Regions from separate parts of the Homo sapiens genome. Here region 1 is linked to region 2. Evidence: chromatin loops called from intact Hi-C (ENCODE). Cell type or tissue: PC-9. All regions are shown on one strand. Each heading gives the region's core, and the rest is flanking DNA. Links, peaks and the distances in the headings are about the cores only. Region 1 holds the start of LINC03078 (long intergenic non-protein coding RNA 3078). Region 2 has its middle 19 kb from the start of TEX101.

Evidence for each region. Peaks named below come from ENCODE experiments on the same cell type or tissue, not always from the same donor. Only the 100,000 strongest peaks of a DNase experiment are listed, where the experiment ranks them.
Region 1: a loop joins it to region 2, with 5 times the contacts of the local background. A loop is called at or near these places in 4 of 110 quality-filtered maps.

The regions. Positions count from the first base shown.
Region 1 is chr19:43,326,624-43,331,999 of GRCh38, forward strand. LINC03078 (long intergenic non-protein coding RNA 3078) reads right to left here and starts at 4,885. Exons shown (of 2, transcript NR_186343.1): 1 at 4,721-4,885; 2 at 2,366-2,885. In PC-9, for the core only: no CTCF peak of the experiment used is centred there; a DNase peak (open chromatin) is centred at 2,618; H3K4me3 peaks cover 4,886 bases; H3K27ac peaks cover 4,216 bases.
Region 2 is chr19:43,430,816-43,436,191 of GRCh38, forward strand. No RefSeq gene overlaps it. Among named protein-coding and RNA genes, the nearest start is that of TEX101, 19 kb to the left of the region's middle. In PC-9, for the core only: CTCF peaks have their summits at 2,207 (motif pointing right) and 2,417; a DNase peak (open chromatin) is centred at 2,246.

The sequences.
Region 1 (5,376 bases), core at 255-5,254, 100 kb before region 2:
GGCCCTTGAAAAGAAGGTAATGTGGAGTGGGTAGCCTCCGTATTGATTAAGAAGGGGATGGACTTACCCTCCACCGTGAGAGTTACCTAAAGCTCGGCGTCCGTGATGGTCTACGGGGCTTCTGAGGTGATCAGGCAGCGTCAGTCTTCAGCCGGTAAGCCAAGAAGGAGTCAGTCAGAGAGCCTTGGGCCCAGAGTTCCTTGGGCTCTGGGAGTGGCTGCCAGGTGAGTTGAACAGTCCGATTTTCAGTGGGGTCCCACACAGATGGGACGCGGCTTAGGAGGAATCCCAGGCTGCGGGCATTCCTTGGCCCAGTGGCCAGATTTCCGGCACGTGTAGCAAGCGCCTGGGGGAGGAGGTTCTGGAGGAACGCCTGGTTGCTATGGTTCAGGCGTTTGGAAGTTCTTGTGTGCTGGAGATGTGGCTGGGGTTTGTCTCACAGTGGAGGCAAGGAATTGCAACTTTTTTCTGTTATTGCACACCTTGAAGGTGAGGTTAATTAAGTCCTGTTGTGGGGTTTGAGGGCCAGATTCCAATTTCTGGAGTTTTATTTAATGTCGGGAGCAGATTGGGTAATAAAATGTATATTGAGAATAAGATGGCCTTTTGACCTTTTAGGGTCTAGGGCTATAAAGCGTCTCAGGGTTGCTGTCAAACGAGCCATGAACTGGGCTGGATTTTTATACTTGATGAAAAAGAGCCTAAACGCTATCTGATTTGGGATAAAGAAAAAGGAGCATTAACCTTGACTATGCCTTTAGCTCCAGCCACCTTTTTAAGAGTAAATTGCTAGGCAGGTGGGGAAGGGCTAGTCACGGAACGAAACTGTAAGCCGGACCAGGTGTGAGGAGGGGAGGCAATAAAAAGATTACAGGGTGGAGGAGCGGAGGCTGAGGAAGAATTGGGACCTAGCTTGGCCTGGCAAGGAGGGGAGAGGTCAGATGGGTCTGTAGAAAAGGAAGATTAGAAAGACTCAGCGACGCTTGGGGTTGGGACTGAGGGGACAGGCGGGAGATTTGGGACGAGTTGCACTGGGCACAGAGACTAGGAAGGGACTGATGTGTAAAAGAATGCCTGGACGTCAGGCACCTCAGACCATTTGCCCATTTTACGACAAGAATTATTTAGATCTTATAGGATGGAAAAATTGAAAGTGCCGTTTTCTGGCTATTTGGAACTACTGTCCAGTTTGTATTGGGGTCAAGCGGCATTGCAGAAGAAAATGAGATGCTTAGATTTTAGGTCAGGTGAGAATTGAAGAGGTTTTAAGTTCTTAAGAATACAGGCTAAGGAAGAAGAAGGAGGAATGGAAGGTGGAAGCTTGCCCATAGTGAAGGAGGCAAGCCCAGAGAAAAGAGTAGAGACATGGAGAAGGGGTGGGGGTTTCTTGCCCACCAGAAAAGCAGAGAAAGGGTCGGAGCATGGAAATAAGGGATTGGGGTGCAGACATAAGAGGTTGGGGCATGGAAGTAAGGGATTGGGGCACAGAGATAACAGGTTGGGGCGCGGAAATAAGCAATTGGGGCACAGAGATAAGAGGTTGGGGCATGGAAATAAGCGATTGGGGCGCAGAGATAAGAGGTTGGGGCATGGAAATAAGCGATTGGGGGGTTCTTGCCCCCTAGGAAAGCGGGACTTACCGCTAAGGGTGAAGGAGAAGGGGTTGAGTGGTACTTGCCCCTGCCCCAGGAAAGCAGAGAAGGGGTGGAGAGAAGGAGAGAAGGGGTTGGGGTACTTGCCCCACCCCCGGAAAAGCAGAGAAGGGGTAGAGACAAGGAGAGAAGGGTTGGGGTACTTGCCCCTTCCCCAGAAAAGCAGAGAAGGGGTAGAGACAAGGAGAGAAGGGGTTGGGGTACTTGCCCCTTCCCCAGAAAAGCGGGACTTGCCGCTAAGGGTGAAGGACCAAGACAGGCGTCCCTGCGTGGTCTGACACCTTTGAAACGTGGGTGAATAATCAGAGAGGCGTCCCTGCAATGATTAAACACCAAGGGAAAGCTGCCTTCCCAGTCTGTGACCGGCGCCGGAGTTTTGGGTCCACGGATAAAACATGTCTCCTTTGTCTCTCCCAGAAAATGAAAGGAATTGAAATTAAGAGAAGGGAGAGATTGAAGAGTGGAAAGGAGAAAGTGGTTGAGGGACAGTGAGAGAGGTTGGAGAAGAGAGTAAGAAGAGACCGCTTACCTGATTTAAAATTGGTGAGATGTTCCTTGGGCTGGTCGGTCTGAGGACCTGAGGTTGTAGGTGGATCTTTCTCACGGAGCAAAGAACAGGAGGACAGGGGATTGATCTCCCAAGGGAGGTCCCCCGATCCGAGTCATGGCACCAAATTTCATGCGCGTCCATGTGAAGAGACCACCAAACAGGCTTTGTGTGAGCAACATGGTTGTTTATTTCACCTGGGTGCAGGTGGGCTGAGTCCGAAAAGAGAGTCAGCAAAGGGAGATAGGGGTGGGGCCGTTTTGTAGGATTTGGGAAGGTAATGGAAAATTACAGTCAAAGGGGGTTGTTCTCTGGTGGGCAGGGGCGGGGGTCACAAGGTGCTCAGTGGGGGAGCTTCTGAGCCAGGAAAAGGAAATTCACAGGGTTAATCACTCAGTTAAGGTGGGGCAAGAACAAATCACAATGGTGGAATGTCATCAGATAAGGCGGGGCAGGGCCTTTTCACTTCTTTTGTGATTCTTCAGTTACTTCAGGCCATCTGGGCATATACATGCAAGTCACAGGGGATGCGATGGCTTGGCTTGGGCTCAGAGGCCTGACATTTCTCACATTTCAAAATGTAACAATGGTTTTCCAACAGTCCATTACCTCTTTCCAGCATTACCAGTAAAGTCCAAAGTCCCAAGTCTCTTCTGAGACAAGGCAAGTCCCTTTTGCCCATGAGCCTGTGAAATCAGAAACAAGTTATTTACTTCCAAGATACAATGGGGATTTAGGCATTGGGTAAATACTCCAATTCCAAAAGGTAGAAATAAGCCAAAAGAAATAAGATACAGGCCCCATGCAAGTCTGACACCCAGCAGCACAGTCTTTAAAACTAAAGCTCCAAAATAATCTCCTTTGACCCCATATCTCACATTTAGGGCACACTGATGCAAGGGTTAGACTCCCAAGGCCCTGAGAAGCTCTACTCCTGTGGCTTTGCAGGGCTCAACCCTCATGGCTACTCTCATGGGCCGGCATTGCGTGCCTATGGCTTTTCCAGGTGCAGTGTGCAAGCTGCCAGTGGCTCTTCCATTCCAGGGTCTTGAGGATGGTGGGTATCTTCTCCCAGCTCCTGGCCCAGTGAAAACTGTGTGGAGACACTTACCCCACATTTTGCTTCTATACTGCCCTAGTAGAGGTTCTTCATGAGGGCACTGCCCTTGTAGCAGGCTTCTGCCTGGACATTCAGGCTTTTCTATATATCCTCTGAAATGTAGGCTCCCAAGCCTAAACTGTTGCACTTTGTGCACCTGCAGGGTTACCACCACATGGAAGCTGCCAAGCTTTATGACATGTACCTTCTGAAGCAACAGGCCGAGCTGTACCTTGACCCTTTTGAGCCATGACTAGAGCAGCTGGGATGCAGTGAGCAGTGTCCTGAGGCTGCACAGGGCAGCAGAGCCCTGGGCCTGGCCCAAAATTTATTCTGTCCTCCTAGGCCTCTGGTCCTGTGATGGGAAGGGCTGCTGCAAAGGTCTCTGAAATGCCTTTAAGGCCTTCTCCTTATTGTTTTGGCTATTAGCACTTCGCTCCCTTTACTTATGCAAATTTCTGCAGCCTGCTTGAATTCCTCCCCTGAACATGGGCTTTTCTTTTCTACCACATGCTTTCCTACACACTTTCAGAAAACTGGATCTCATGAGAACTCACTATCATAATGACAGCACCAAGGAAGATGGTGTTAAACCATGAGAAACATTAGTTTATTTGCCAATGTCTGAGGTAGGCAGGTGAGGACAGCGTTTGTGCTGTTGTGGAAATGTGTTCTGAACAGGGACCTTGAAGTGAGGTGGAGGAGGTGGCCAAGGGAGAGAACACTCAGGACCCCAGATGGCTGCTGCTGCCCAGGACATCCCCGCCTCTTATGGATGTTACCCAGATTGTAGCAGGGAGAGGCTTCCTTTAAGTAGAGAGTAAACGGACTAAGAAAGCGATAGATGGCTCCACATGCCAAGAATGTTCTTTTCCTTTTCTCTCCCTTTTCTCCCTCTCCTTTTCTTTTCATGATATCAAATGCCAGAGAGGCGTGCAGAGCACGTAGGGGGCCTTCCTTGCGTTGCTGCTACCCAAGCCTGCCTGGGCTGTAAGTTCCCCCGGAGCACCCCTTTGCCCCCACCTGTGGCATGGTCGGCCTCTCTTGGGCCCAAGCCTACCCTCTGCTTCCTCAGAGCGGGTCTCAGACCAGGCAGGGGGTTTCCCAGGAGTCCCTGGGAAGGTTTGTTTTCTGCAGTGCCATGGTGACATAAATGGTTGCTTTCCTTATCATTTTTCAATATTTAGTGGCCACTGATTACTGCCTTAGAAACACGGAGCAATTGAGGTTTTCCTGCCCCTTTCCAATTCCAGTTCAATGTAATTTTCCTGCTGTGACTCCTGTCCCTCTCTGATGTCCTCTCCCCTATTCAGGCTTCAACAGAAGCCTTCTATCCCCTCTCAAAGCTCCGTCCTCCCCAGGAGACACCAGCCAGTCTCTGTGCTTCCTCCTCCCACCCTCTCCCAGGGAGTCCTCCCTCACCTGTGAGCAGGAGCCCCTGCCAGGGGATGCATCCTCTGCGGGGAGGGGCTGAGGGGGGCCTCATGGTCTCTGCTGCCTGCTTCTCTTCTGTGGAGAGGAGCTTAGCTCCAGGATGATCAGAGCTACTGTGACTGCCAGTTCTGCTGTCTTTCCTCCCTCTGTGCTGAGCCTTCTCTCAGGGCAGGAGCACTTCCTAGGGCCAGGGGCAGGGGCGGGACTCTGCCCAGGATGCTTCTCTGTCCCCTCCCCTCTCAGTCCTGCCTTCTGGTTCCTGCTTCCCCTTCCCTTCTGTGTGTGTTTGGTCCTTAGGACCTGCTGAGGCCATTTGCCTTCTTCAGATATGGCTCTCCTTCCACACTTGTCCACACACACACACATATACACACACAGAGACACACACAGAGACACACACAGAGATGCACACACACATACACACAGACATGACACAAACACAGACACACATATATACAGACATACAGGCAAACACATATACACATATATACAGACATAGAGGCAAACACTCACATATACAGACACACACACATATATACTCAGATTCATTGAAACTGAGACACATGTACACATACAGATACACAGAGCTGTCACAGGACAAACTAGCACAGATAAAGACTTCAAGTGGCTTTATTTGCCGTCCT
Region 2 (5,376 bases), core at 71-5,070:
GAGGCAGAAGTTGCAGTGAGTTGAGATCACACCAGTGCACTCCAGCCTGGGTGACAGAATGAGACCCTGTCTCAAAAAACAAAACAAAAAAACAAAAACTACACCATGGAATGAAAATGGAAAAAATGTTTCCTGGTACCTCCTAAGGCTAAACATATGTATCTCCTATGGCCCAGCAATCCACATCTGGGAATATACCCAAGAAAAATGATTGCATGTCTACGTACACGACTGCTTCTAGCAACTCTATTCATAGTAGCCGAAAATCAGAAAGAGCCCAAATGTCCATCAACAATACATTTGAATAAATAAACGTGGTATAGTCATAAAATGGAATGCCACACAGCAATTTTAAAAAATAACAGCACATGGACCAACATGCAACAGCATGGTCAAATATCATGACATAATATTGAGTGAAAGAAGCTAGACACTGCCAGACGCAGTGGCTCACGCCTATAATCCCAGCACTTCAGGAGGCCAAGGCGGATGGATCACGTGAGGTTGGGAGTTCGAGACCAGCCTGATCAACATGGAGAAACCCATCTCTACTAAAAATACAAAATTAGCCAGGTGTGGTGGCGCATGCCTGTAATCCCAGTTACTTGGGAGGCTGAGGCAGGAGAATCACTTGAACCTGGGAGGCGGAGTTTGCGGTAAGCCAAGGTCGCGCCATTGCACTCCAGCCTGGGCAACAAGAGCAAAACTCCGTCTCAAAAGAAAAAAAAAAGAAGAAGAAGCTAGACACCGCCAGATGCAATGGCTCACGCCTGTAATCTCAGCACTTTGGGAGGCCAAGGTGGGTGGATTACTTGAGGTCAGGAGTTCAAAACCACCCTGGCCAACATGGTGAAACCCGTCTCTACTAAAAATGCAAAAATTAGCCAGACAGGGCTGGGCGCAGTGGCTCACACCTGCAGTCCCAGCACTTTGGGAGGCCGAGGCAGGCGGATAACGAGGTCAGGAGATCAAGACCACCCTGGCCAACATGGTGAAGCCCCGCCTCTACTAAAAATACAAAAATTAGCTGGGCGTGGCAGCGCGTGCCTGTAGTCCCAGCTACTCGGGAGGGTGAGGCAGGAGAATCTCATGAACCCGGGAGGCAGAGGTTGCAGTGAGCTGAGATCGCGCTACTGCACTCCAGCCTGGCGGCAGAGTGAGATTCTGTAAAAAAAAAAATTGCCGGGCGTGGTAGTGCATGCCTGTAGTCCCAGTTACTTGGGAGGCTGAGGCAGGAGAATCACTTGAACCCAGGAGGCGGAGGTTGCATTGAGCTGAGATCGCGCCACTGCACTCCAACCTGGGTGACAGAGTGAAACTCCGTCTCAAAAAAATAAAAAATAAAAAGAAATGAAAAGAAAAGCAAAGAAGCTAAGCCGGGTGTGGTGGCTCACGTCTGTAATCCCAGCATTTTGGGAGGCCAAGGCAGATGGATCACCTGAGGTCAGAAGTTCTAGACTAGCCTGACCAATATGGTGAAACCCCCTTTCTACTAAAAATACAAAAAAAATTGCTGGGCATGGTGGTGTGCACCTGTAGTCCCAGCTACTTGGAAGGCTGAGGCAGGAGAATTGCTTGAACCCAGGAGGTGGAGGTTGCAGTGAGCCAAGATCGCACCACTGCATTCCAGCCTGGGCGACAGAGTAAGGCTCCATCAAAAAAAAAAAAAAAAGAAAGGAAAGAGAAAGAGAAAGAAAGAGAGAGAGAGACAGAAAGAAAGAAAGAAAGAAAAAGAAAGAAAGAAAGAAAGAAAGAAAGAAAGAAAGAAAGAAAGAAAGAAAGAAAGAAAGAAAGAAAGAAAGAAAGCTGGACACCAAAAGAAAAGAAAGAAGCTAGACATAATTGTATATGCATTTTATATAAGCATTAGGAACAGGCAAACCTAACTTGTGGTGACAGAAATGAGAAAATGGTCACCTCTGCACGCTATTGGGTGGGAGAATGCACAAAGGAACCTTCTAATATGACGGGAATGCTCTATATCCTGACCTAGGTGGTGGTTACAAAGATATGTACATAAATTCATTGAGCTTTATACTTCAGTTTTATGCTGTAAGTTATCTCCATTTTAAACGTTAAATTTTTAAAGTTTGAAATAAAACAGAATAGAATCAACAACTAGTGTATCAGTACTTTCAAGATACGCAAAGGATCAGAATGCAGGACCAGCCTGGTGGAGAATACACTGGGGTGGGGAGAACAGGGCCCCAGGTGCTCACATTCCCTCTCCAGCCACAAGGGGGCTCTCCCCACCTCAGCTCTCTACAGCCAAATCCTCTGGAAAACCCAGCCGCACATGACCTCGCCTATTCAGAAATGTCACTGCTGGCTGGGCCAGGTGGCTCACCCCTGTAATCCCAGCACTTTGGGAGGTCGAGGTGGGAGACTCACTTGAGTCCAGGAGTTCAAGACCAGTCTGGGCAACATAGTGAGACCCCGTCTCTACAAAAAAATAGAAAGAGAAATACAATCTCATGATTCAAATATACAACCATTGCGGAAAACTGTCAGTATTTAGCATAAACATATGCATACCTTATGACCTTGCCCTTCAGGTCCTGGCCTACATACCCAACAGAAATGCATACATATGTTCTCCAAATGACCTGTACAGGAATGTTCCTAGCAGCACTATTTGTAATTGCCAGAGATCGGCAGCAACCCAAATGCCCTCAACAGTTAGAATGAATAAATAAATCACAGTGGAATGCTATATACATCAATGAGAATGAATGCCATGCAACAACATGGATAATTCTCATAAAGGCAGGCACAGTGACTCAACGCCTATAATCCCAGCACTTTGGGAGGCCAAGGTGGGAGAATTGCTTGAACCCAGGAGTTCAAAACCAGCCTGTGCAACAAAGTGAGACCTCGTCTCTACAAAAAATAAAATAATTAGCCAGCCACTAATTATTGCTGCATCAATGGCACAATCATAATTGGACTACTGCAACACAGCAGAAAAGACCGCAGGCTCCCTAGACAGACTGCCTGGGTGTGAGTGCAGCCTTGGCTGGCTGTGTGGTCTTAGACAAGCTACTTAACCTCTCTGTGCCCCAGCTTCCCCATCTTTAAAATGAGCCAGCTGGGCACAGAGGCTGATGCCTGTAATCCCAGCACTTTGGGAGACCAAGGTGGGCAGATCATGAGGTCGGGAGTTCGAGACCAGCATGACCAACATGGTGAAACCTCATCTCTACTAAAAATACAAAAATTAGCCAGGCATGGTGATGCGCACCCGTAATCCCAGCTACTCAGGAGGCTGAGGCAGGAGAATCACTTGAACCTGGGATGTGGAGGTTGCAGTGAGCCGAGATCACATCATTGCACTCCAGCCTGGGTGACAGAGCAAGACTCTATCTCAAAAAAAAAAAAAAAAAAAAAAAAAAAAGCCTAATTATAGCACCTACCTCATCCAGTTATTGTGAAAATTAAATGAATGATTATTTGTAGAGCACTGAGAACAGTGGCCATGTATTCCATGAGTGTTACATGACTGTTTTACTATACCCTGGTATTGGACACTGAGATTTTTCTAATCATTTTATATTTCAGACAATGCTGCAACATACACCCTTATAAACGTATCATTTGCCACAAGTGTGAGAAGTGGAATAGTGGGATAGTGGGATTGGTGAACCAAAGAGGGTTTGTGCTGGTTACATGAAGAGATGTCAAATTTGTCTCCATTAAAGTTGTACCAATTTACACTCCCACCACAATGAAGGAGAGAGCTGATTTCTCACCATTACCCTGGTTGTGGTGATGGTTTCACAGGTGAATACATACATCAAAGCTCATCGCTGTATACCTCAAATATGTGCAGCTTTTGCATATCAATTACACCTCAATAAAGCTATTTTTTTTTTTTGAGACAGAGTTTCACTCTCGTCACCCAGGCTGGAGTGCAGTGTCATGATCTTGGCTCACTGCAACCTCTGCCTCCTGGGTTCACTTGACTCTCCTGCCTCAGCCTCCCGAGTAGCTGGGATTATAGGTGCCTGCCACCACACCCGGCTAATTTTTGTATTTTTAGTAGAAATGGGGTTTCGCCATGTTGGCCAGGCTGGTCTTGAACTCCTGAGCTCAGGTGATTCACCCGCCTCGGCCTCCCAAAGTGCTGGGATTACAAGCATGAGCCACCACACCCAGCCAATAAAGCTAATTTTTTAAAAATTATCATGGTCTCCCTTTTGAGAAACACGTAGTGGAGAAGGATGATAAATGATTCAACTGGGATGCAGCCAGCAAAATCCCAGATGTTGCAAACCCTATGAGAAAAAGGACCCTATTTATTCAGCAAACGTACTGTAAGAGAAGGGAGTGAGGAAGAGGGAGAATCCAAAAATTAAGACAGAATTAAGATACTGATCCATGAAATGCAATGTGTAGATCTTTGTTTCTCTCATGAGTTGAATAAACCAACTGTGCAAGAAATGTTTTATGGCGGGGTGTGGTGGCTCACACCTGTAATCCCAGCACTTTGGGAGGCCAAGGAGGGAGCACCTCTTGAGCCTGGGAGTTGGAGACAAGCCTGGGCAGCACATGAAGACCATCTCTAAAAAAAGAAAAAAATAAGTAACCCAGACATGGTGGTGTACCTGCAGTCCCAGCTACTTGGAAGGCTGAAGCAAGAGGATTGCTTGAGCCCAGGAGGTCAATAGGCTGCAGTGAACCATGATCACACCACTGCACTCCAGCCTGGATAACAGAGTGAGGCACTGTCTCAAAAAAAAAAAAAAAAAAAAAAAGAAGGAGTATTTATGAGACCCCAGTCAAATTTAAGGCACTGACCAGATAGTTAATTATATTAACAAGTTATTAATAACTTTTAGATATGATAATATATTATGGTCATTTTCTTTTAAGAGTTCTTATAAGATACTAAAGTTTTTGTCTCCTCATTATGTAGCAGTGAAATGATATGTTTGGGGTTGATCTCAAATTAATTGGAAAGATAGATGAAATAAGAAAAGCTGGGTGGTTAGGGAGGATCACTTGAGCTCAGGAGTTCAAGGCTGCCATGAGCTATGATTGCACTACTCCAGCCTGGGCAACAGAACAAGATGAAAGAAAGAAAAGAAAAAGAAAAAGGGAAGGGAAGGGAGAAAGAGAGAAAGAGAGACAGATAAAGAAAAAGAAGGAAGGAAGGAAGGAAGGAAAAGAGAGAAAGAGAGAAAAAGAGAAAGAAATGGCTGGGTGCCATGGCTCACACCTGTAATCCCAGCACTTCGGGAGACCAAGTTGGGTGGATCACTTGAGGTCAGGAGTTCAAGATCAGCCAAGCCAACATGGTGAATCCCGGTCTGTCCTAAAAATGCAAAAATTAGCCAGGTGTGGTGGCGTGTACTTACAATCCCAGCTACTCGAAGG